2 separate regions of the Homo sapiens genome follow, and region 1 is linked to region 2. Evidence: read pairs that join two places in POLR2A ChIA-PET (ENCODE). Cell type or tissue: GM12878. All regions are shown on one strand. Links, peaks and the distances in the headings refer to the core of each region. The heading gives the core; the rest is flanking DNA.

Region 1 (5,375 bases), core at 313-5,312, 55 kb after region 2:
ATGCTAGCTTTCCAAGTGCCTGAGATGCCAAGGTAAGCTTTTAGCGTCTTTTGATCCTTCATTGGTTCAACTAGGGATTCTTGTCTCCACACTTAGGTCACATCAGATGCTATTGTGTAGAAAGGTGTCTCATTTTGGATAAATCTTAAAGGTACAAGAGAGGAGAACACTAGCAGTTTCCTGACACCACTCAGAAGTCTTGCTTCTAATTTATAAGTTGGTAGCTAGGCCCATTTTGTAGTCAAGAAGTCCCTTTTCTTGGCATCGTGGCCTCTTTCCTATTTGGAGGGGGAATGGGGTGGGTTTCCTGCAACCTGCAGCACTGTCACCGTCATTACCCTGGGACCAGAGCAGTCCCACTCTTCACTGTAATGAAGCTCACGCACAGATGATCGTCTAGATTCCATCTCCAAACATTTTGTTCTGCCACCACCCAACGACCCAGTCTTATGTTCTCCCAAGACCAAACCCCTGGACCTACACACAGTCCTCTCTCTCAGGCAGTCTAGAATATTCAGCAGAATGCAAGAAGTCATGAGGTATAAACCATGGTGGGATTAGTAACTTACAGGACACAACCTGGTTACTCAGTGCAGCTTGACACAGTTTATCCCAATGGTAAGGTCATTACCATGGCCTTTGCTTCCTTCTTTCCTCCTCCAGCCTCTGTTCTTGGAGAAGTCCAAGTCAGCTCCTGGAGTTTTCCTGACTATAGGACTTTGCTTCAAAATCTAGTCCAGGCAACCCGTTGAAATGGCAATGCAGTCCTGGTTTTTTTATACTCAGAAGTTTCCTTGAACCAGTCCTTTACCTTCCTGAGAACTTCCTTTACCGCAACAAATTCTTATCAGCTTTCTCTAACTACTATACCTCTGGCCCATTACAAGTACTGCTTTCTGCAGCCCCTCACCCTAGCTAAAACCCCCTGGAATGATATTCTAGCTCTCCGAGAGTGTGCCTCACTTTTCCTTTCAGCCCTTTCCTCTCAGACACTTCCTACATCAACACAACTGCTCTGCCAATTGTAGGATTTTCCCTTGCTTGTCAGATGACCCTGAAAAGGGCATGTGAAGTCGTGTGAGGCACATTTCCTGTGCTTGGGATGCATGCAGCCCACAGGATGACAGTCCCACACATAGCCCTCTAATAGCCCATGGTACGTGCTGTACTAGTGGAGTGAAGCAAATGCTTTGGGAGAACTGAGAAAGAGGGATAAATTTAGCCGATAGGAGCTGAGGAAGGCTTCCCAAGGGCTGTGGCAGTGGAGCTGGGCTTTGAAGGGTGAGCAGAGTTTCTTTTTTTTTAAGATGGAGTTTCGCTCTTGTCGCCCGGGGCTAGAGTGCAATGGTGTGATCTCGGCTCACTGCAACCTCCGGCTCCCAGGTTCAAGCAATTCTCCTGCCTCAGCCTCCCAAGTAGTTGGGATTACAGGCATGCGCCACTACGCCCGGCTAATTTTTTATTTTTGGTAGAGACGGGATTTCTCTGTGTTGGTCAGGCTGGTCTTGAACTCCTGACCTCAGGTGATCCACCTGCCTCGGCCTCCCAAAGTGCTGGGATTACAGGCATGAGCCAGAGTTTCTTAGTAGAGAAAAGAACGAGAAGGAGATCTAGCCTTTGGAAAAGCTGTCAGTCATTTAAAAAAATCATGCTCCTCTTGGTAAATATAAGGTGTTCTCATTTAGCACCCTGATTGCTGAGATTTGGATGTAGCTTCCTAATGGGGCGTGCATATCTCCTTTGAGAGTCACTCATTTATCAGAGCTGAAAGATGACTGTAGGTTATTATTTCTATAATCCATAATGAAATCAGAGAGTCCTCCCCTACCTTACACATTCACACAAACCGCTCTCCCGACTCTTCAGAGAGACCATGGGAGTGCAGAATCCTCCTGTGGCTGGTGTCAGGGACGTGGGCTTGTGCGCTAAATGGAAGCAGTTAAGACCTCAAGCCTGCATCTTTTGAGCTCGGGACCACAGCCTCCATGAGCCAGCAGCTTCCTTGTCTTTGCATAACTGCTATTTGTTTTTCATAGAGCGCTGACAATGCACGCTGCCCGACGTGTGAAGACATGGTCTTGCCCCTAGGCCTCTGGGAACCTGAGCTAGACAGACACTCAGCTCTGGGTGCAAACACAGCTCAAAAAACAGGCAGGCCGAGCCCTGAGGTGTCAAGCCTTTGTTCCCTTCTTTGGAGGAAAAAAAAATGAGCTAACTAAGTGACTTCTCTGGATAAGAGGGAAGCAGGAATCCTCTTAGAGCACAGGTACTAAAGAACGTCTAGGCATGGAGGAGGAAGACATGTAGAGAGGCAAGTAGGGAATGCAAGGGGAAGAAGACAGAGGGAGGGAGCCAGGCCCGGCAGGACTGTGAGGGAAGAGTGCCATCTGCTGAGCCCCCCGTGGGCACACAGGCACACCGCCACCCCCACCCCACCATGTCCCCTGGGCATGAAGCTCACGCACAGATGATCATCTAGATTCCATCTCCAAACATTTTGTTCTGCCACCACCCAACGACCCAGACTTATGTTCTCCCAAGACCAAGTCCCTGGACCTACACACAGTCCTCTCCCTCATGCAGTCTAGAATATTCAGCCGAATGCAAGAAGTCATGAGGTATAAACCACAGTGGGATTAGTAACTTCCCAATACCCATGGACCCAAACCAAGCTGAGCAGGTGCCTGTGGAGAAGGCTGGAAAGTCAAGGCAGCAACCATCGCTAAGGATGGTCTTCTTTAGGAGGCAGTAGGACATCGTGTAAGAGACTGTTCTTACTAGCCACGTGCTATGGACAAGCTGCTTGGCCTTTCTCCACCCCACATGCCTGTGGCTTCTGGAAGGGCTTAAATGAATAGCACCTGGAAAGAAAATGCCAGTGTGGGGCCTGGCACATGGTGGAGGTACCATCATTGCTCCTTCCAGAGAAGAAAGGCCATTTTTAATTAATTAATTAATTTATTTATTTAATTTATTATTATTATTTTTTGAGACAAAGTCTCACTCTGTCACCCGGGCTGGAGTGCAGTGGCGCGATCTCGGCTCACTGCAAGCTCCATCTCCTGGGTTCACGCCATTCTCCTGCCTCAGCCTCCTGAGTAGCTGGGACTACAGGCGCCCGCCACCACGCCCGGCTAATTTTTTGAATTTTTAGTAGAGACGGGGTTTCACCGTATTAGCCAGGATGGTCTTGATCTCCTGACCTCGTGATCTGCCCGCCTCAGCCTCCCAAAGTGCTGGGATTACAGGCGTGAGCCACCGCGCCCGGCCTATTTATTTATTTTTGAGACAGAGTCTCGTTCTGTCTCCTAGTCTGGAGTGTAATGTCGCAATCTTGGCTCACTGCAACCTCTGCCTCCTAAGTTCAAGCAATTCTCCTGCCTCAGCCTCCCAAGTAGCTGGGATTACAGGTGCCTGCCACTATGCCCAGCTAATTTTTTGTACTTTTAGTAGAGATGGGGTTTCACCATATTGGCTAGGCTAGTCTTGAACTCCTGACCTCAGGTGATCCACCTGCCTCAGCCTACAAAAGTGCTGGGATTATAGGCATGAGCCACCGCCCCCAGCCCATTTATTATTTAAAATGCGTGATGAGATTTAGAATTATAGAGAAAGACCCAGAAAAAGGAGAAAAGGATACATTTTCATTTTTCTTAGGAGCCGCAGATATGCTTGATTTGACATAGCTGTCACAGGGATTTTGCTCATTAGCATGGGGAAACTATTCCTAGTGTGTCAGAGCACCCCCAGATTGGGCCAGCCAGGGATGGCAGGGGAGGAGGAGTGAACCTGGGAGTGCTGGGCTGGGGTCCAGTTGAAACTCTGCCACTGAATTGCACGCTTTGGACATGTCACTAAGCCTTTCTGGTCACACCTTGCCTGATGCCTTTTGTCCCTTTCACCCTGATTCTGTGATTCCATGAGGCCTGTTTAGCATCCCTTGGAAGACCCATGGATTGATTCACCAATCAGCCGATCAGGCGATCAATCTGTCTATCTACCTAGTTCACCTCAGGACCTTCTATGATTGCAGTGACGGAGAGGACCCGGTGTGCCAAGGGTGTGCTGCAGACACATGGGTCCTCTGGTTTTGAGGATACACAGATCTTTACAAGGATCAGAAGAGACTCAGGCACTTTGGGTTACGGGTGACAGAAAGGAACCTAAAGCATCTGAGACCAAAAGAGGGAGTTTATCATAAAGTGTCAGGATCTCTCCCAAGAACCACACAACAGGGAGATCAGGGAGGTCATCCAAGTGCCTGGGCCAGAACCTCGAGCCCTACCAACCCAGACAGCTCCTTCCCTCTGCTTTTCTGGGGCTGCCTGGCCTCTCATTTTTGCTTCTCCTGGTGCATCTTGGTTCATGTAGTCCGTGGAGGTTGAATAGCAACAGTGAATCTCAGTTCCAGATTAATGGAAGGGAAAATCTGATTGGCCCTGCTTGGACAGGACTCCCGCCCCTACTCTACCCAGCCTGAGCCAGATATTCCTGGACCGGATATAATGTCACCAGGCTACCTCCTAGGTGTGTGGAATTGGGGGTTTCTCAGAGAACGGGAGGTTGCGACTGCCCCGACACCCCACAGAGTGTTGTGTTAGGATGCAGGTTTCACTGACGCAAGACGCCAAATAATAACAGCTTAGACCAAAATGGAAGTTTATTTCTCGCCTGTGTGTAATAGTCTGCGTGCAGACAGTCCAGGGATAATACAGTAGCTCCACGGTGTTTGGGACCCAAGCTCCTTCTAGCTTGTTGCTCTGCTCCTGGGATATGTACCTTATACACATGATTGAAGATGCTCACCACAATCTCCACATTCCAGCCTGGGAAAAAGGGAGGGAGGGGATAGAGAAGACAGGTGCCTTCCTTTTAGGGCCACAATTCTTCTTGCTAAGTTCTCATTAGCCAGACCTTGGTCATACAGCCCTGCTGCTGCAAGACGGATTGGGAAATGCTGACTTTAGCTAAGTGGTCATGCATCCCGTCAAATATTCTACTATCCTGCAAGAAGGTCAAATAGATATTGGGGGGCAACCTCCTACAACAAGTAATAATGGCCTCGCTTCCTGGAAACTCATGGAAGTTTTTCTCTCTTCTGACTTCTAGCAGGTTATTTATTGCCAAGAAAGAGGTATGGTGGGTATGGGAAGAATATCTACAGGGAAATGCTTCCAAAGGTGTAACCAGGAGGAGTTTAGACTAAATGATTTCTAAAATCCTTTCTTACTTTTATGCCACTTCAAGAAAGCCCTGGGAGCCGGGCACAGTGGCTCATGCCTATAATCCCAACTTTGGGAGGCTGAGGCAGGCAGATCACTTGAGGTCAGGAGTTCGAGACCAGCCTGGCCAACATGGTGAAACCCTGTCTCTAC
Region 2 (5,375 bases), core at 307-5,306:
CTGTATTTGGTTGATATGTCTCTTAGGTCTTTTTTTTTTTTAGATGAGTCTCCCTCTGTCACCCAGGCTGGAGTGCAGTGGTGTGATCACAGATTACTGCAGCCTTGAATTCCTGGGCTCAAGCAGTCCTCCCAACTCAGCCTCCTGAGTAGCTGGAACTACATACAGCTGCTTGCCACCACACCAGGCTAATTTATTTTTCGACACAGAGTTTCGCTCTTGTCACCCAGGCCAGAGTGCAATGGCACGATCTTGGCTTACTGCAACCTCCACCTCCTGGGTTCAAGCAATTCTCCTGCCTCAGCATCCCGGATAGCTGGGATTACAGGCATGCACCATATGCCTGGCTAATTTTTGTATTTTTAGTGGAGATGGGGTTTCACCACATTGGCCAGGCTGGTCTCAAACTCCTGACCTCAGATGATCCATCCGCCTCAGCCTCCCAAAGTGCTGGGATTACAGGCTTGAGCCACCATGCCCAGCCCAGGCTCACTTTTTTAAAAAATCATTTGTAGAGAGAGAATCTCCTTATGCTAGTCTCGAACTCCTGGACTTAAGTGATCCACCCGCCTCAGCCTCCCGAAGTGCCGGGATTATAGATGTGAGCGGCTGCACCCGGGCCTGTCTCTTAAGTTTTCATCTATGAGTTCCTTCTTTTCTTTTTTCCTCTAATTTATTTGTTGAAGAAACCAGGTCAGGTTGTTTGCACTGTAGAATTTCCCAGGCTTAATCCATCCCTGAGTGTCTGTAATATGTTCCTGTCTTCCCTGTGTTTCCTATAAACTGGAAATTAGATCTAGAGCATATTCAGTTTCAATATTTTTGGCAAGAATGCTTCATAGGTGGGGTGTCTGAGGAACACTTTGTCAGTTAAAAAGGTCCTGTGGGCCAGCATCCTGTCTGCTGCCTGGATAAGTGGCTATAATTTTGACTGTGCTTTGTAAACCTTCTTTTCCCTTTTCTTTTCTTTTCTTTTCTTTTCTTTTCTTTTCTCTTTCTTTCCTTCTTTCTTTCTTTCTTTCTTTCTTTCTTTCTTTCTTTCTTTCTTTCTTTCTTTCTTTCCTTCTTTCTTTCTTTCTTTTATTTTGACGGAGTTTCACCCTTGTCACCCAGGCTGGAGTGCAGTGGCACAATCTTGGCTCACTGCAACCTCCACCTTCCGGGTTCAAGAGATTCTCCTGCCTCAGCCTCCCAAGTAGCTGGGATTACAGGCGCCTGCCACCGCGCATGGCTAATTATTTTTTTTTTTGTATTTTTTTTTTTTTAGTAGAGCGGGGTTTCATCACGTTGGCCAGGTTTGTCTTGAACTCCCAACCTCAGGTGATCCAACCGCCTTGGCCTCCCAAAGTGCTGGGATTACAGGTGTGAGCCACTGCTCCTGGCCTTTTTTTCCTTTTTTAAATATCACTTCAAGACTTGAAACCTCCACACAATTTTGTGTGACTTGGGGTTGCCCAGCCCCCCCACACACCAGCCCTTAGAGGCTTATTACCATATGCCTCCTGAGCAGAAGTCCATTGGTTCCCAAGAGGTGCCTTAAGGGGCAGCTCGAGAAATGGAACGGGGCAGTTGCGGGGGGTAGGTGGCGGGACAGATAGGGCAGAAGTGGATGTGACTCTAGCATTCAAACAGCTTCACTTTAATCTGCTTTATGTTAACTTCCACATAAGATTACGTTTAAGAAAAGGATTTCTTATCTTTAAAAAGTTTGCAAACCACTGATCTTTGTCTCTCTCCTATCACTAAGAAAAGATCATCTATTCCTCTCCCTTAAGCCACCAAGAGAGTGCCAGGCACCTTTTTTTTTTTTCTGAGACGGAGTCTTGCTCTGTCGCCAGGCTGGAGTGCAGTGGTGTGATCTCAGCTCACTGCAACCTCCCCCTCCCGGGTTCAAGCGATTCTCCTGCCTCAGCCTCCCAAGTAGCTGGGACTACAGGCGCGCGCCACCATGCCCAGCTACTTTTTTTGTATTTTTAATAGAGACGGGGTCTCACCATCTTGGCCAGGCTGGTCTTGAACTCCTGACCTCGTGATCCACCCGCCTCAGCCTCCCAAAGTGCTGGGATGACAGGTGTGAGCCACCGCGCCCAACCGGAGGCTCTGTTTTTAATCATTCATTGAACAGTGAGTCACAGTTAAAATCCCCCTCCTCTGAATGTGAAAGAGTGAAGGGAAATTTTACTCACCACCACCAAGAGCATCCCCAGGCCTCGTGGGGCATTCCCACGAGAGCTGTGTGCCCTGACTTCCTATTTGTGTGAAGTCAGGCCCCGTGAGCATCTATCAAGGCGTGAGCAGCCAAATAGAAGTGACACATACACAATGACAGGATTCTAAATGTGGAATTTTGGTTGATAGCTCCACTGGCCGAGAAGGTGGCTACTAGCTACTTAAATGTAACCACGTAAATGTGAACTTAGAGGCTGGGCGCAGTGGCTCACGCCTGTAATTCTAGCACTTTGGGAGGTCGAGGTGGGCGGATCACCTGAGGTCAGGAGTTCGAGACCAGCCTGGTCAACATGGTGAAGCCACGTCTCTACTGAAAATACACAGAAAAATTAGCTGGGCATGGTGGTACACGCCTGTAATCCTGGCTACTCAGGAGGCTGAGGCATGAGAATTGCATGAACCTGTGAGGTGGAGGTTGCAGTGAGCTGAGATCACGCCAGCACACTCCAGCCTGTGGGACAGAGTAAGACTCTGTCTCAAAAAAAAAAAAAAAAAAAAAGTGGGGGGTGATTTTAGGCCAGGCACAGTAGCTCATGCTTGTAATCCCAGCACTTGGGAAGGCTAAGGTTGTGGATTACTTAAGCCCAGGAGTTCGAGGTTGCAGTGAGCTATGATTGTGCCACTGTACTCCAGCCTGGGTGACAGAGTAAGACCCTGTCTCTAAAATAAATTTAAAAATAAATAAAATCAAAATATGTGAATTTATTGAAACTAAATCAGATTTAAAACTCAAATTCCTACTCAGCCAACCAAATTTCATGTGCTCAATTGGCTAATGTGGCTAATGGCTACTATATTGAAGAGTGAAGATGGAAATGTTCAATAACATTTACTGCACTACCAGCTCCCTCCATAGGCCCTCAGAAAGCTTCCCTTTGCCATCCCTGTTGGCCCTGGGATTCCTGGAGAAGTGAATTTGAAAGCAGCTGAGTTCATGTGTAAATGGGCATAAGCAAGTTTGTAAGAATGTTTTGAAGTCAGCTTTTATTCTCACTTCTGTATCTTGTTTGACGTGGGTATGCCCTACTCAGTCTCCATGAGCAGGGGCAACAGACAGTGGTAATTTTCCCTAAAATTTTTCTAATTACATAAATTTTCCATCAGGGAAGGTCTTATTGGTAAAATTAAACTAAAAGCATTAGATTCTTCTTGCTCTGCTTCAATTTTTTAAAAAGCCAATAATTTCTAGCCCTCAACTTTTACACACTGAAATTCAGACCTGTATCTGAGATTTTATATTGTTACACAGGAAGTATTTAATATAAACTTTTTTTTTTTTTTTTTTTTTTTGAGACAGAGTCTCACTCTGTCACCCAGGCTGGAGCGCAGTGTTGTGGTCTCGGCTCATTGCAACCTCCACCTCCTGGGTTCACGCCATTCTTTTGTGCCTCAGCCTCCCAAATAGCTGGGATTACCGGCATGCACCACCAGGCCCAGCTAATTTTTGTATTTTTAGTAGAGAGGGGTTACACCATGTTGTCCAGGCTGGTCTCAAACTCCTGACCTCAGGTGATCTGCCTACCTCGGTGCTGGATTACAGGTGTGAGCCACGACACCTGGCCAAAACACACATTAGAAACAGAATTTAAGAGCTAGAGGGATCTTAGGAATCAACTCTTTTGATAGCTTCACATTCACAAACAAGAATGTAAGCCCCAGAGAAGTTAAGTGACTTGCCTAAAAACACAGTGACTCAGCACACAGAGAGGAATCCAGGCCACCTGGCTTTCACCCTAGAGCTTTTCCCACAATTCAAAATTAAAGGATCTTCTTGCTGTTGCCTTCTTCAGTACCCTACAACAATGCTTTGCTCCTTCTACATAGCAAGATACCTAGGGTCTCATTGTAGACCCCTCATTCCATGAAACTAGACTCAGAGTAGTTTCTGAGTCACTCTGAGTGTCTACTTATCTGTAAGTTCAAGGATATTCCAAAATATGCTTTCCAAGAGACAGTCTCCCTAAAAATGTCCCTCTGGCTTTACACCACAAAAATCACCCTAGCAGTAAAGAACAATAGAAACCATTTCCACCCACAGTGATAACCTCCACGTAGGTGCAGTTTCAGCACCAGCCAAATGGCAGCAACACTCTTCACTACAGCTTCCCTTGCCATCAGTTGTCTCACCAGGGCGTGCATGTGGTGCTTTTATATCCCCGCAGTGTTTAACCCAATATCCACGTGGTAGAGACTCAGTAGTTGCCTCTCAAGTGGGAATTAGACTTCAAAGACTCTGATTAAATCCTAGAGCAGGGGTCAGCAGACTATAGCCTGTGGAGCCAACTCCGGTCTGTTTTTATGAATATCTGACTCTTTTTGTAAATAAAGTTTTATTGGAACACTCCCACACTCGTTCATTTACATGTTGTCTATGACTGCTTTCACATTATTATAGAAGTGAGTCATCGCAGCAGAAACCATATGACACACAAAGGCTAAAAAATATTGGCTCTCTGGCCCCTTACAGAAAAAGTTTACTGGCTGGGCATGGTGACCCACGCCTGTAATTCCAGCACTTTGAGAGATCGAGGTGAGCGGATCGCTTGAGCTCAGGAGTTTGAGGCCAGCCTGGGCAACATGGCGAAACCCCCGTCTCTACAAAAAATACAGAAATTAGCCAGGCATGGTGGCACGCGCCTGTAATCCCAGCTACTGGGCTGGGGGTTGGGGCCTGAGGTGGGAGGATCACTTAAGCCCAGGAGGCAGAGATTGCAGTGAGCAGAGACTGTGCCACTGCACACCAGCCTGGGTGACAGAGTGAGACCCCGTCTCAAAAAATTAAAATTAAAATTAAAAAAGCTTCATATAGCAATTTGAATTTTATAAAAGGGAAAAATGAAAAAGAAAAACTTTGCTGACCCCTGGTCCAGGGTTACAGCGTGATATGGTAGATAAACCATTTTCCAAAGCCTTTTTTCTGTTTACTTCCAAATGATGCTTATGAGATGGGGAAAGGTCCAAATCCAGAAAGATCTTGCCAAACCAAAACCATTATTATAACCAATTACAGCTGTTTCCTTTTCAAACCAATGTGCTTATTAATAGGAAATTTTTTGAAATATATTCGAGTACTTTTCTCTTTTGCATTTTTTTGTTCCTGTTTCCCTCTATTCAGCCAGATGTATCCATATTATTTAAAAGATAAT

Evidence for each region. Peaks named below come from ENCODE experiments on the same cell type or tissue, not always from the same donor. Only the 100,000 strongest peaks of a DNase experiment are listed, where the experiment ranks them.
Region 1: POLR2A ChIA-PET joins it to region 2 with 12 read pairs; 7 of 35 experiments call an interaction of 5 or more read pairs at or near these places.

What each region holds. Positions count from the first base shown.
Region 1 is chr12:611,519-616,893 of GRCh38, reverse strand. The region is part of intron 1 of NINJ2 (ninjurin 2); the gene reads left to right. Among named protein-coding and RNA genes, the nearest start is that of NINJ2-AS1, 17 kb to the left of the region's middle. In GM12878, for the core only: a CTCF peak has its summit at 2,386 (motif pointing left); a DNase peak (open chromatin) is centred at 2,312.
Region 2 is chr12:666,091-671,465 of GRCh38, reverse strand. No RefSeq gene overlaps it. Among named protein-coding and RNA genes, the nearest start is that of NINJ2, 5.3 kb to the right of the region's middle. RefSeq lists a silencer at 381-589 and an enhancer at 4,324-4,823. In GM12878, for the core only: no CTCF peak of the experiment used is centred there; DNase peaks (open chromatin) are centred at 2,235 and 4,475; H3K4me3 peaks cover 1,221 bases; H3K27ac peaks cover 4,506 bases.